Regions from separate parts of the Homo sapiens genome. Here regions 1 and 2 are each linked to region 3. A link is an interaction called in ENCODE POLR2A ChIA-PET data of the cell type or tissue named here. Cell type or tissue: OCI-LY7. All regions are shown on one strand.

Region 1 (5,000 bases), 190 kb after region 3:
GGTGAACTAATGAGCAGATGTTCATGAAGTGATACTTAACTGAGGTAAAGATTGCCGCTCTTAGATTATTAATGGAAGGAATAAAAAGAGGGAGGGACAAGAATCAGCTGAGACCACAGAAAAATATATGTAGCAATGTTCATTACGGCATTAGTTAAAATACGTAAGTAACTTAAATGTCCAACACAGGTTAAATAAATTATGGTGAATCTGTAGAGTGGACTATAATCCAGTCATCAAAATTGATTTGGAAGAATATTAAATGTTATAGGAAATGTCCCTGATAGAATAGTATTGTTCTAAATGCGTAAAAATATGTGTGTGTATGTGTGTAGAGAAAAGTCTGGGGAAATATATTAACTTTTAAATGGAGGTATTGGGTTATAAGTGACTTAGTTTTCTTTGTTCTCATATCTCTACAATAAACATATTTAATGTATCATTTTTTCCACGTTTTTGTTTTGAAGTACCTATAAATGCAGGACTGACAAGACCTGGTTTAAGAGCAAAAAGATCAAAACATTTCAGATATATGTTAGTTCCTGTTTGGCTTACAATATGACTTTCCCCAAAGTGAAGTTTTAGTCTTTATTAATGAAAATACAGTTAAAAAATGAAGAAGGCTGTAGTTCATTTATGCCCAGTTATAGGTACTGCACCTTTGGGTAAACTTGAGTTGTTCAAATGAACTTTTCAAAAAGACAGACCCAGTTGTCAGTTCAATTTAAATTTGTTGAGCAAATTTAAACAAATTGTTCAGATGAACAACATCACACATCATGTAAGTGTAACTGATCGTTTCTTTTCCGGAGAAGACATGGAGGGTGGGAGAGCATTGACATCTATTGTCAGATATTTAAAGTGGTGTCATTTGGAAGAGAAATTAGATTTAATGTATATTCTTGAAAAGATCTAGATCTAGTTTTAATGGAAAAAATGGGAGAAGAATACAGGAAAGCAAATTTTAGTTATTTCTTTTAATTAGAGTCCTATGCTCCCCTGCCCCTACGCCCCAAAGAATGACCTAGCTTTGGTAGAAGTAAAATTATTCCAGTTATAAAAATATTATAATTAACAGGATTTTTAAGACTTTTGTACAGAATCCTAGGTTCCTGTAAGTATACCATAGAAGTTCTGTGAATATTTAGAAGATATCTCAAAAATTAAATGTGAATAATTGAACTGTAATTTGAAAATAACATGTTCACTCACATGTTTCAAATACAAGTTTTAACATTTTGGAAATCATTAACGTGTTCATAAAGTACTGCTTAGTTAACTTGTTTTTGGTGCAGACCTCTGAATCAAATTTCTTCATGTCTGCTTCTTTTTTCTGAGTATAGGGCCAGTTATTTACCATTTATAGCTGTGTGAATCAGGATTTTTAATAATACTCTGTAACCAAAACAAAATACAAAAATTGGACACTGAGACTGATATAAAACTATATCATCTCTGTCCTCTGATTTCAAATTTTTATATTCATCAAAATAGGTTGCTTGTTTTCAGTGGTTGATTTATTCTAACATAATGCTGCTTTTATCTGTTTTATCTGTGGGAATCTCACCAGAAACTGTAAAAGGTATTCCACAGCTTAAAATTGTTTGAAGAAGTCTGATATGGACAATGGTCAATCCTGTCTATAGGACACATTTTGAAACTGCTCACTCCTCTTGATTTCTCTTGCCTTTGTTCAAGCCACCATCATTTCTCTTTCAGATAACCTCACAAACTTTCTAATCTGCTTCCCAGTTATCAGTTCTTTAATTGAGCAGCTAAGTGATCTTAAAAAACATAAATCAAATGATACCATGTCCTGGCTTAGAACTTTTATCTCTCCTCTTCAGCATCATTTCATACCCTTCCATTCTTTTCTAACACATAAACTTGCAGTGCTTTTTGCTGTCTCAGGACCTTTCACATTTTCTACCTGGGATGCTCTTAACCCCATTCTTCACCTTAGTAACTTTCATCTGTCATATTTAAGCTTATAGATTACCTCTTTAGAGGGTAGAAACTATAGTCACTTTAAGCACTCTGGGTTAGAAATAGGCACATAAACTGACCCTTTACACTTGTCAGTCCAGCTGACACGTTCAGAATTGGAGGAGGGAAGGGAATATTGCTTCATTTAGTGCAGCATCCTGTGGCATAGTAAGTCAATATTTTTGAAGAAACAGAAACTAGCTTCTGTTTTCAAAGCTTGAAGGAAAGTGAGGAGGGGATCTGTTACAAGACTATGTCTTCTCTCCACTGAACACCTAGTGCAAGTAATGTATTTAGTAGGTTTTGATTACTTATAAATATTTCACAAATTAATAAAATTAGACTGAAAAAGGTTAAATGACTTCACCAACATCCCACTGCAATTAAATGTCAGCACTAAACCAATTCTATTAAATCCTACAACTCTACAATGCTTAATAATTTGGCATTAATGAAGGAAAGAAAAAATTATTAGTGCAGAAGCTATAATCACAGAGAGAGTCATTTCTTCATCTTGCAGAATCTGTTTCTCAGAATACTTATACCCCATTGCAACTTTCTAGTAAAAGTCAGATGGAAAAATCAGTTACTCTTTAGCTGAGATAAAGGTGTGCCCCTGTATTTTGTTGACAAATATCTTGATGTGGTAGAAATAAAACTACAAACAGGGTAGGTGGATTGTATTCTTTTTATCTTTTTCTCATTAACTTAGTTGAGATTGTGTGCACCTTTAAATACCAGAAAATTCTAGCAGTAGCTTAAACAAATGAGGGAAGGGTGATTTTCTCACACAAGAAGTCCAGAAATAGGCAGTCCAGAACTGGTTCAGCTGCTTCCCCATTTTTAGAAGGTTGGCTTTTGCCTTCCTGCTTCTTATTTCATGGTCACAAGATGGTTATTATTTCTCCGAGCACTAGCTGTAAGGGGCAAGGTATAAAAGCATGAAGGGATATATATGCTGTCTTTGTTAGGTGGGGCCTCTGAGAAACTTTTTACAATAATCAGACTTCTTGTGTCTTAGTGGCCAGAACTGTATCACATGGTCACTTGCAGCTAGAAAATGACAAGGGAGACAATGCATGTCATGTTTCTTTCATTTAATATCTTTCAGCATGATAGTCTAGGTACCTAAAATTATAATAATGTACCTTTTAGATTTACATTGGTGCAGAAGCATACAGTGGAATTTAACCAAGTGGCGATGGCTAATTCAGATGGATCCGAAGCTATGCTGAACAGAGTGATGACAAAAGATAACATTGGTGTCGCTGTGGTATTAGAGGTCCACAAAGAACTATTTGGAGCAGGTGAGTGCAATGTAAAATATTCTTACTAAAAATAAACACCATCCCAAGTTTTTCCATCTCAAAACAAGTGAAGAGAATTTTGCCGTTATTTATTGCAAAGTTATTTTCTTTTGAGGAAAGTTAAGGGAGATGGGCAGGAAAATAGCACCATTGTGTAAAGCATCATATATTTGTTGGGATATTTTGTGCTCTCTATCACAGTCTTTTTTACTTACCAGATAATCTATGTAAAGTCTTTTTTAATATGCCATTAATCCCAAACAGTTCTTTTAAATAGGGAATATTTTGGTTAGGCTGAATTTAGAAATTATGATGACTTGGCCCTCTTTTTGAATTATATTTTTAGCTTGAGTGTGATTCTTTTGTCTTTAAGGTTAAGGACTTGGCACATTTCCTCTAGTTTCTTTGTTATATCTCAGTCATTGTCAGGGTAAGAGCAGGATCTTTTATCTACATGGTACTTACTTTAGCATTTTAGATTATTTATAGCTTCCTTCAGAGTCAGAAACTCATTATGTACTTCATACACAGACCTTTTTTATCCTTCTTACTGCCTGCCTTTGAGCATCTCACTGTTTACTAGTACATTTTAAGCAAGAAAGGAGTGAGACTACATCAGGGCTTTTTTTCCCCTGTACTTTTTGTAGAGGAAAAGATTATTTTGGACTAGAGTATTGATTTGAATTATTCAGACCATGCATATGTGTCAAACCTTCTTTTCTCACCATACTTCAATTTATTCCTTATCAAAGGTAATCTTTGATATGAAATTTTGGACTTTTTACTTTTCTTAGCCCCTCCGTTTTTATTTACCTTTATGTCCTTTACAATCTTATTCTTCCCAAAGTTTGGTACTTTTTTTTCTGATATTGTGGAGAATATCTTTTGGAGTTTTACTCCTCTTTTAATTTGCGGAAGAGTAATTCTAAATAGTAGAGACTTTTACGTTCTGAAATACATATCTCTTGTACTCATAGAAGGGGAATTTAGTAATATAGTGCTTATGGCTCTTTGAAGGGGAAAATTTTTAATATTGTGAATACTTAATCTATAGCTAAAAGTGACACTGTAAAACTGGGAAAAGAAGATCGCTTAGAAGATTTGGCTACAGACATTTATGATCAAATTGCTTTTAAGGTGACTATGTCAGATATAACAGATACTTCAGTTTCTTATTTTCTCAACATTGAAGATAATTATAGCTTGGTGAGACTGGAAAGAAACTTTAACAAACTAGTAGACTTAGAAAATTAGGTCTTTTCCCCCAAAGCTTATATTCCAATAGAAAAATTTGAGACGCTTCTATAGAAATTATAAAAGAAAAATTAAATTTGTATGTTTACGGATAGTCCAATGGTTTAAAGGTATGTAAAGTAAAAAGTGAGAGATCCCTCATGTCATTCATACTCTAGATTATAGCTCTTGTTGATTTCTCTATAGAGTTACTAACATACAGAATGTGAGTATATGTATTAATAGTTTTATATCTTGAATATTTTATGGACATCTGTCAGTAAATGTTAACTATGTTTAATTTTCAAAAATCTTAATGTATTCCATCTACCATTTGGAAAGTACTATGTTAATGTTTATTTTAACAGAATTAAAAAACATAGAATTATAGGAATAAAAAAAAAACCTTAGAGATATTCTAGTTGAATATTTCACTTCCCAAAAGAATCTGGTTAAATTACTGACCCAAAACTA
Region 2 (5,000 bases), 910 kb before region 3:
TTGTTTTGTTTTTACAGTAATGGCAGAACTGAACAGTGGTGGAAGCCCCTGTGTTTGAGGTTTTTTTACTGACTCACAGGCAGTAATCAATGGCCTGGCCACACAACCTATGGAAATTTGAGGGGTGCATTAAAGTAGAACAAGTCAGTGCCCATCAGAAGAACTCCCTTCCAGATTGGGAAGGTCACTGGAATCAGCAAGCAGGTGTGCTATGTGTCTATGAGCACACATAGGGGTACTGCAGCAGTGCAGACATAGGATGAATAAAGACATGTTCCTTTTGCACCCTCACAGGCACGTAATGCCAGTGAGAACTGTTCTAAGTGTCAGCAAGACAGACAGAGACTACCAATGGCTATGGATGAGATTCCCTGATAGGAAGACCCTGAACATAGCTGGCAAGTGAGACTGATGCTGGTAGCCCTCAGGGGGCTACGAATAGGTCTTGAGAGGAATAGACATTGACTCTGGACCGGGCTTTGCTTATGCAATGGAATACAAAAATGCTCAGAGTGCCATAAAAAAAAAAAGAAAGAAAGATAAGACAGTGTATGGAGTTAGAGGGCCAACTATCATTTCTTCAGACCAAGGAACACAATGTACAGTCCATAATGTTCAACAATGGGGCAGAGAAAGGTTCTCCACAGAGTAATAGTTTGATATAGAAGTAGAATAGGCAACTGAAACATTGGTCTAAAATGGGGAGATAAAAACTGTAACCATAACTTTTGTATGCACTGGGAAGCCAAAAAAACTGTGTGACTTGCTTTCTTGCAACATTCACTTTATTGCAGTGGTCTGGAACCAAACTCATATCTTCAGGGTATGCCTATACAGGGATACAGTTGAGAAGGCACACAAAGAAGGCTCCAGCAGTATTTGTAGGGTTTAATTTCTTAAGCTGGATGATGAACAAGCTTGGTGTTTACTATATAACTCAGTAAATATTTCTATCCTGAAAATACTCCACAATTAAAAAGTATTTAAGAAAAAAAAAAGAAAGAAAGCAGAGTAGCTTTAAAGTATACAGGATGATGTGTGTAGGTTACATGCAAATACTACATTTTACATACGGGCCTCGAGCATTCTCAGATTTGAGCATCTGCAGAGTTTAGTATCCGTAGTGGGTCCTAGAACCAAATCGCCATAGAAGACTAAGGGACAACTATACTGCAAATTACCAGATTATCTTCTAATTTAATGATCTTCAAAGATTATTATAAATAAGCAGCTTGCCTAAAAGCTGGTTAATGTTATAGAAAACAAAACAGGCCAGGCACGGTGGCTCACACCTGTAATCCCAACAGTTTGGGAGGCCAAGGCAAGCAGATCACTTGAGGTCAGGAGTTCAAGACCAGCCTGCCCAACATGGTGAAACCCTGTCTCTACTAAAAATACAAAAAATTAGCCAGGTATGGTGATGGACACCTGTAATCCTGGCTACTTGGGAGTCTGAGGCATGAGAATTGCTTGAACCTGGGAGGTGGAGGTTGCAGCGAGCTGAGATCACGCCACTGCGCTCCAGCCTGGGCGTGCCACTCCACTGCACTCCATCCCAAGAAAAATAAAAAATAAAAACTTGCAAAATTTCTGAAAGAGAACTACTCCTTCACTTACCATAATTGTAATTTCCCTTTTACAAACATTGAGGTCTGGCATGTTATTGACATACATTCGCTTCAATGCACATCGGATTCCACCGTGAGTACGCACGAGGAAAACTGTGGAGAATCCACCTAGAAAAACAAAGCACCAATTAATTTAAAAGAAACAAAAACAAATGCCAAAATCATGTAATATAATCATAGAGCATATTGGAGGAAAATAAACAATGATTGTACCCAAGACAAAAACAAGTGCAATAAGCTACTAGTAGATTAAATGCCAAAACACTGGCTTCCTAAGTCAATCATGAAGTAGTACTTAGAGGAAAATATGCTTCTCGAATGAAGACGCTTCTCTCTTAAAGGCTAAAATTTCACCTTTTGCACTAGAATACCTTTTATGTAGTATAGTGAAAAATGTCACAATTATGTTACTAAAGTTTGGTATATACAAGTGACTGCCTACATATCAGAATCTCCCTCTTGGATGACAAAACACTGACGTTATTCAACATGAGACATCAATGGGATCAGATAGGTGCTTCCCTCCTCCAGTTCCAGAAGATGAACCAATATTATTCTAAGCCCATCACAGGAATCTCATTTCCCCTTATCAGTAACTGATTTAGGATTGGGTATGTAACTAGTTCTTGCTAATTGAACATGTAAAGTCAGCCCGAGTTGCAGGGAATGATTTTCCATAGATAAAAGACTGGTAGAGAAGGCCCTGCTCTTTTGCTTTTTGATTTTGTTGCCTATGATGTTTAGCCCTAATGCAGTCATCTATGGCCATAATGGAACAAAGAATCAGAAAGAAAATGATCCAAAACACAGACATTTGGCCTACTGAATCAGCCAACTCTGGAACCACCTCCCTCTAGAACTCATACAGTAAATGTCTTCATTACTTAAGCCATGGTTTATATGGAAATTCTGTTTTTTGGGTTTTTTTGTTTTTGTTTTTGAGATGGAGTTTCACTCTTGTTGCCCAGGCTGGAGTACAGTGGCACAATCTCGGCTCACCGCAACCTCCGCCTCCCAGGTTCAAGCAACTTTCCTGCCTCAGCCTCCCAAGTCGCTGGGACTATAGGCGCCTGCCACCACACCTGGCTAATTTTTTGTATTTTCAGTAGAGACGAGGCTTCACTATGTTGGCCAGGCTGCTGGTCTCGAATTCCTGATTTCATGATCCGCCCGCCTTGTCCCCCCAAAGTGCTGGGATTACAGGTGTGAGCCACAGTGCCTGGCTGGGAATTCTGTTAACTGCAGCTGAGAAAGCATCTTATCTGAAGCACTAGGTAGGTATTCTAAAGAACAATTCTGTCACATCTAAACAAAGATTTCTACATGAAGTTTTTAAAATTTATCTTGACACAGAATATGCTATAGCTCAATTACTTTTTTTAAAATGGTATGTCACTTGCATTAATTTAATAGCCTTTAAAAAGCAGCATCCTGAGCAATAATAAGTCACCTGCACTCAGATCAATACAGAGTTGTAAAAGGAAAAAAACTATTAGGAATACATAATAGGGGAAAAGAGTTCTGATATGATTTGGCTGTGTCCCCACTGAAATCTCATTTTGAATTGTAATAATCCCCACGTCAAGGGCAGAGCCTGGTGGAGATAATTGAAACATGGGGGCAGATTCCCTCAGACTGTTCTTGTGGTAGTGAATAACTCTCACAAGATCTAATGGTTTTATAAATGGGATTTGCCCTGCATAAGCTCTCTTGCCTGCCACCATGTAAGTTGTAACTCTGCTCCTCATTCACCTTCTGCCATGATTGTGAGGCCTCCCCAGCCACATGGAACTGTCAGTTAATTAAATCTCTTTCCTTTATAAATTACCCAGTTGTGGGTATGCCTTTATTAGCAGCATGAGAACAGACTAATACAAGCTCCTAGGAAACTCCAGAATCAGTACATACTCTTTCCAGATTCTCTACAACTTCCATTTCCAGTTATAAGAAACTGCACAACTTCCCTTTTATAGATCTGGATTTCCACATGTATAGTGTTAGGGAAATCAAATCAACCACCCCACAAGGCAGTTCTAGGAATAAATCAGATGATGATGATGTTTGGGAAAGGTACTTTACGTAAAATCTCTAACAATGCAGGGCATTACTTTAAAAGAAACTCACTTAGCACTAATTTCATATGTAAACATTAACAAGCCAGAAAGTAGAAGACCTAATAGAAAGGGCCACTTAAACTACCATAATTTTATTTGGTTACAAAAACTAAGGAAAATGTGGAAAGAAAGAATTTATCTAGATAAAGAGGCAGTATGAGTACAGCTGAGAGAAATCATTTAAATAGCATTTGTTTTGAGACATTTATCTATCTAGGTCTAGATTATTCCTCTATAACAATGCTTTCCCAAACATAGCTTTGCATCAGAATTGCCTGAGGTGGTCTGTGTATGAATTTATCTTGAACAGTTTCCAAATTCTGGCCCCAAGTCTGAATCAGTAGGCCTATAATGGGGCCCCATTTATATATTTATACAGATATACAGACATAACTATATAACTATATATATATATACACCTATATATATACCTACATATATACCTATATATAACTATATATAACTATATAACTATATATAACTATATATATAACCATATATATAACTATATATATAACTATATATAACTATATATACAAAACTATATATATATATGAGAGAGAGAGCACTAAAAATCTCCCTACTTGTTATACTATTTTACTCTTGTATATGTTTTAAATTGTTTATTAGATGGAAGAGGGAAAAGAGTTCCCCCAAATGGTTCTGATGCACAACCAAGTTATGTAGTCACTGAAGTAAGTTCCCAGAGGAACCATGGATCCTATATACCTATTCTTACTCACCCACAGAGCAATGTGATTTTATCCCTATGAATTACAGAAATGAGAAAAACAAGTATCAAGTAGGTTTTCTTCATAAAAACCATTCCCAAAATCAAAGTTTTCCAATTCTACTAACCCTAATTTAGACAGATCTTATCAAATGTTAAGTTTTCTGAACACAGAAGATACGTTGAACTTCAAGAAAGAAATTCTACCTAAACATGGTAAACAGTGATCGTTAATTGTATCTGCTTTGAGAATAAAATGTAATAAATGTTTATGTTTTCCCCAGTACTATCTTTTCAATAATTTTCTGATAAGCTAATATTATTTCTGTTTGAAGAATGCACTTACAGGGAGGTAACTAGTTAGGACACTATAGTAGTCCAAGAGAGGGGTGTAATACTTGCCACCAATCTATAGCTTATCAAATTCTTAAGTATTTATTTTTCCTCACAGAACTCTTTCATGACCAACCCAATTTCACGTTCATCACTCACTCAGGTACTTCTATCTAGAATTTGACTATATTATCA
Region 3 (5,000 bases):
AAACTACAGTAAGTGCTTCTATATTTATGAAACTCTACCCAACTGGATTCAGCCATAAAAGTCTGCTAATTGCTACTAGAAAACACACACACACACACACATATATATATATATAACATGGATCTGATTTTACAGGTTCTTGAATATATATATTTTATAGGTTCTTGAATATATATAATAGGTCATGAGAGTTATGTAATTTATTATGGTATTAAATGTTATGAAAGGCTAAAAAAAGCAAATAAACACATTTTAAATTTTTCTTTAAACTATAGCCATGCCCTATTTTGTTGATAAATACTTCTTATGACAAGTCCTAATATACCGTATTTTATAGCTTAAGTAATTTTTTCCTAGTGGAAAGTTCCATTCTTTGATTACCACTCTCAGCAAATGAAAGAAACCTCAACTACAATGCTATCACTTTTCTTTGTTTTTGAAATATGTGAGGTAGTCAATATTAACAAAAGTGAAAGGAAAGAACATTTTAGTTTTTGACAAACAGAAAGGTATTATATATACCTCTGTAAAATGGGATAGTCAACATTTATAGAAAATTAGAAAGAACTCTTATCTTATAATGAAGAACAAGTGAAGAAAACCCAGCAACAATGTAAGTGGCCTTCGATTACACTTAGAAGTGTTCTGGAGAAGCAGGCTGAAGGCCAAGTATTTTAAATCATGCAAGAAATCTAACAGTGAAAAAAAAACAAAGCAAGTTCTGAGAGCCTCACAGCTAATATAAAATGGATTTGTGGTATGTTATAAAATACTAACAGTCACCCTTTGAAAATTACTTCAAAGTCTCTATTCTGACAGGTTAATGCTACAGTATTTGGACACGTTTTAACTTTCTTGAGTAACATCAAACTATACACCTGCCTAAATATTTTTATAATAAATAGAGGACAAGACAGTTAATTCTGTCATTTTGTGAAATTCCAACAATTCCAGCGATATTACTCCACTTTTAAAAGTTTAGTTTCACATTGGTTAAATTTTGTAGACAAAAGCTCTCCCACTGATTCACTATATAATTTGAAATGTTGTTTAATAATTTCTAATTGATCTTAAATTAGAAAATTTTGTTTATTCATACATATATATATATTCATCCAACAATTATTTATTGAGTACCTGCTATATGTCAGGCACTCTTCTAGGAGTTGGGGATATAACAACAACAAAAAAATTCTTGCCTTCTATTTTCTTATTCCTTTAGGTTTCCTGGTTCTTCCTCAGGTATGGCAAAACCTTAATTTCTCCCCAAATCTCTCCCCTCTTCTTTTAATAAAGTTTAGCCAGGTATATGATCACATGATCACCCACCTAGATGCTACAAAACACAGACCTTGAGCTAAGCCGTATGACTAAGCTATGGACCATGGGATGGGGCAAAAGTGATGAGAGCAATAGCTCACATGCTTGTAAGAAATTGCTTATTCTGTATCTCCTCTTGCCTCTTTCACACAGGCTACAATTCAGACATAGTAGTCAGCAAGCTTCAACCACATAGAAAAAAAAACCCTAGAAGACTGCAACAACAAAAAAGAGGTGGGGTGGAAACCTTGATCCCTGGATAATCCTGTGGAGCGAAGAAGCCCTGAGCTGAAAACCAATTTAAACTTGGGAGAAAATTAACTTTCTATCAAAGTTAAATCACTGTTATTTGGTTTCTTTAAAACAGTTGAATCAATAATGTGTGGTCCACTGATCATCATGCATGTTATTTTGAAATACGAACGACCCTTTATCTACCTGGTATATATTTTCGAACTCCTCCTAGAACCCATCCTTGACCTACTTGTTCCATTGCTACTCCAAACAATCATTGCTACTTTTCTGTAACTTCTATATCATGTATATATATAAACACATACCTTTTTTTTTTTTTTTTGAGATGAAGTCTCGCTCTGTTGCCCAGGCTGGAGTGCAGTGGCGCATCTCGGCTCACTGCAACCTCCGCCTCCCAGGTTAAAGCAGTTCACCTGCCTCAGCCTCCCAGGTAGCTGGGACTACAGCATGCACCACCATGCCTGGCTAATTTTTGTATTTTTAGTAGAGAAGGGATTTCACCTTGTTGGCCGGGCTGGTTTCAAACTCCTGACCTCAGGTGATCTGCCCACCTCAGCTTCCGAAAGTGCTGGGATCACAGGTGTGAGCCACTGCACCCAGCCCAATATACACATTTCTATTATTATACTCACCACATTTTCCTGTACTTTATTTACATATCTATCTCGCCTACGAGAAGTATTTTTCTTGAGGAAAAAAGGTCATAATCTTTTTGTATCACCAGCATTGTGTCTGGATCAGAGCCAGTATTTTTACATATTTGTTAAAGAGAATTTACATATTAAGTTGGTTGTTTTCTGTTTTTTTTTATGCTTAGATTCTAAATGAGCTAACGATAATTTTACCTGATCAGAAAATAAAGCTTAAGAAAAGTCAAAAAATAAGGATAATTTTTTAAATACATAGGATACATTAAAAATCCCTACTGTATCATGGGTCAGAAAAACCGGTCCCCTTTTCTACTGGATAGAAAAGGCTTTCTTTTCAGTAGTTAGCAAATGCCAGGCAATCTCAGTGTTTGTGAACACTTCAATTTTACAATCAACTTTTAATGATCATGGCTCTTGTCAATTTTATTTACCAGGCACTTGTAAACAGAGCAGGTGATGGTAGGGGTGAGTCAGAAACGGTCTATGGTAAAAGGAGTCAATAGGAGACTGCATACACAAAAAAGAGAGTTGTGGAGAATAAGAGTGGGGCTAGGAATATGAAAATAAAGGAAATAAGAATGGTGGACAGATGAGGAAATTCAGAATCTTAAGGGGTAAAAGAGAATAACACTGTAACCAAAGAAACAATGATAATGTTCACACTGAAATTTTTAAGCTGTTAAAAGTACACATGTGCTCACACTCACACCTATATCAACTTTCAAACTGACAAAATGTTTAAGTGTGATAATACCCAATGCTAGTGAGGGTATAAAGATACAAGTACTTTAACACACTGTTGGATAATGATAAATTAGTATAAACATTTTAGAAAGTAATTTGGGAATTCATATAATAAAATTTTCAACATATACTCTATTTCTATAAATTTACCTTATGGATATACTTAGAGAATTTTGGCAATATTTCTTTGTGAAATTTTCATTAAGTATCATTTGCAATAGCAAAAATCGGGACACAAACTAAAGGCCCATCAATAAGGAACTGATTATGGTATATGATAGAATACAACTCTATGCAGGCCTTAAAAAGAATGTGGCAGATCTCTTTGCATCTTTGATGACATTCATACTATATATTTGAAGACATCCATGCTACACTTTTATCCACAGAAAAGAAAGCTACAGAATAGTATGTGTGGCATAATATAATTAAATGAATTTTATAAGGGTGCCTAGGTTTATGCCTTAATATTTCTGGAAGAACAAAAATAAAACTGTAAATAGAAATTCCACAAGAAAACAATTGCAGGGAAAGGGGCTCTGGTGTTTCTTTATATGCATTTGTAAATTAACTTAACCATGTACATATATTAATTAAAAGTTTTTTAAGTTCCACAAGAAAACTATTGCAGGGAAATGGGTTCTAGTGTTTCTTAATATGCTTTTGTGAATTATTTGAATTTAACCATGTATGTATATTAATTTGAAATTTTTTAAATGTCAAAAGTTATCTGGATAGCAGAATTATGACTATATTATTTTCTATATAGCAAACTCAGATAAATCCTTTTAAAATTATTTAATTACTATCTGAAATTAAACTGCTATTTAGAATATAAACATTGGCCAGGTACATATGTCTCAAATTCATTTTTTGAGAATCTGCCTTAGTTTCATTTCTATGTCATGGAAAGAGCCATTGGGGGAAAAAGGTTGAAGAAATGTACTTTTTCTCCTCTGTAGCTCTTTATTTTCAGTTTTATGCTCTAAGACTTTTCCCTTTTATCTGATCTCTTGGCAGCTTGCTTTTATCCCAACCAATTATGCTTCATGCTATGAGAGAAAATAAATGGTGTCTATGTGATAGCAATATAACTGATTAAAAAATAACATATTCCAATAACTTGTTTTGTCTTCATGATGTTCAACGTATCATCTTATGACATTTTCACTGATATGAGCATTTGATTTGATAGCATAAGACATAACCAATTTCATGACTATGTAAGTTACAGATACAAATGGTAGGAAATATTAAGAACAAAACTAAGGCCGGGGCAGTGGCTTGTGCCTGTAATCCCATAACTTTGCAAGGCTGAGGTGGGCAGATCACTTGGGCCCAGGAGTTGGAGACCAGCCTAGGCAACATGGCAAAACCCGTCTCTACAAAAAATACAAAAATTAGCTGGGCATGGTGGCGCACACCTGTAGTCCCAGCTACTGGGTTAAGGAGCTGAGATGGGAGGATCACTTGAGCCTGGCAGGGAGCTGAGATCAAGCCACTGTACTCCAGCTTGGGTGATACAGTAAGACCCTATCTAAAAAACAAGCAAAGAGAAGCGAAAAAAACTAATTTACCTGCAAGTACTGCTGACAAATGTTAGATACTGGCTGACTGTAAGAGCATTAGTATACACAGTTTGGATATACAAAGGCAGTAGTGGCTGAGTTCTAATATCCAAGATACTAATCCTCAAGTTAAATAATTAAGAAAGATCATTCAACTGACCATATTTAGCACATTGATACAGAAGGAAAACTATAAACTACTCAAGATCAATTCCGTATTACATCAATACTAGAAATGGATCTTGAAATGCAGAATCGTAACACAGAACATCAAGATGATTTAACTACAGTGAGAGTCTCTCCTGTACAGGTAAGTAGACACACAAAACTAATCCATTTCACTCTCCCAAAAAACATCTTTCTAGATCAGAAGTCAGCAAATCAAGAGCCAGATAGTGAATTATTTAGGCTTTGCAGGCCATATCCAGTCTCTGTAGCTATCCTTTATTTTTTACAACCTTTA

The links. Peaks named below come from ENCODE experiments on the same cell type or tissue, not always from the same donor. Only the 100,000 strongest peaks of a DNase experiment are listed, where the experiment ranks them.
Region 1: POLR2A ChIA-PET joins it to region 3 with 7 read pairs; 2 of 35 experiments call an interaction of 5 or more read pairs at or near these places.
Region 2: POLR2A ChIA-PET joins it to region 3 with 6 read pairs; 2 of 35 experiments call an interaction of 5 or more read pairs at or near these places.

Annotation. Positions count from the first base shown.
Region 1 is chr4:77,729,680-77,734,679 of GRCh38, reverse strand. CNOT6L (CCR4-NOT transcription complex subunit 6 like) reads left to right here. Exons shown (of 12, transcript NM_144571.3): 9 at 3,142-3,293. Among named protein-coding and RNA genes, the nearest start is that of CNOT6L, 87 kb to the left of the region's middle. In OCI-LY7, no CTCF peak of the experiment used is centred here; a DNase peak (open chromatin) is centred at 2,829; H3K4me3 peaks cover 451 bases; H3K27ac peaks cover 518 bases.
Region 2 is chr4:78,822,773-78,827,772 of GRCh38, reverse strand. It overlaps BMP2K (BMP2 inducible kinase), which reads right to left. Exons shown (of 16, transcript NM_198892.2): 2 at 1,618-1,736. All of the region lies in intron 1 of LOC105377299 (a long non-coding RNA gene), which reads left to right. Among named protein-coding and RNA genes, the nearest start is that of BMP2K, 49 kb to the right of the region's middle. In OCI-LY7, no CTCF peak of the experiment used is centred here; no DNase peak of the experiment used is centred here.
Region 3 is chr4:77,914,951-77,919,950 of GRCh38, reverse strand. All of the region lies in intron 7 of MRPL1 (mitochondrial ribosomal protein L1), which reads right to left. LOC102724916 (a long non-coding RNA gene) reads left to right here. Exons shown (of 4, transcript XR_001741744.2): 4 at 1,474-1,552. Among named protein-coding and RNA genes, the nearest start is that of MRPL1, 55 kb to the right of the region's middle. In OCI-LY7, no CTCF peak of the experiment used is centred here; a DNase peak (open chromatin) is centred at 2,190; H3K4me3 peaks cover 1,589 bases; H3K27ac peaks cover 1,908 bases.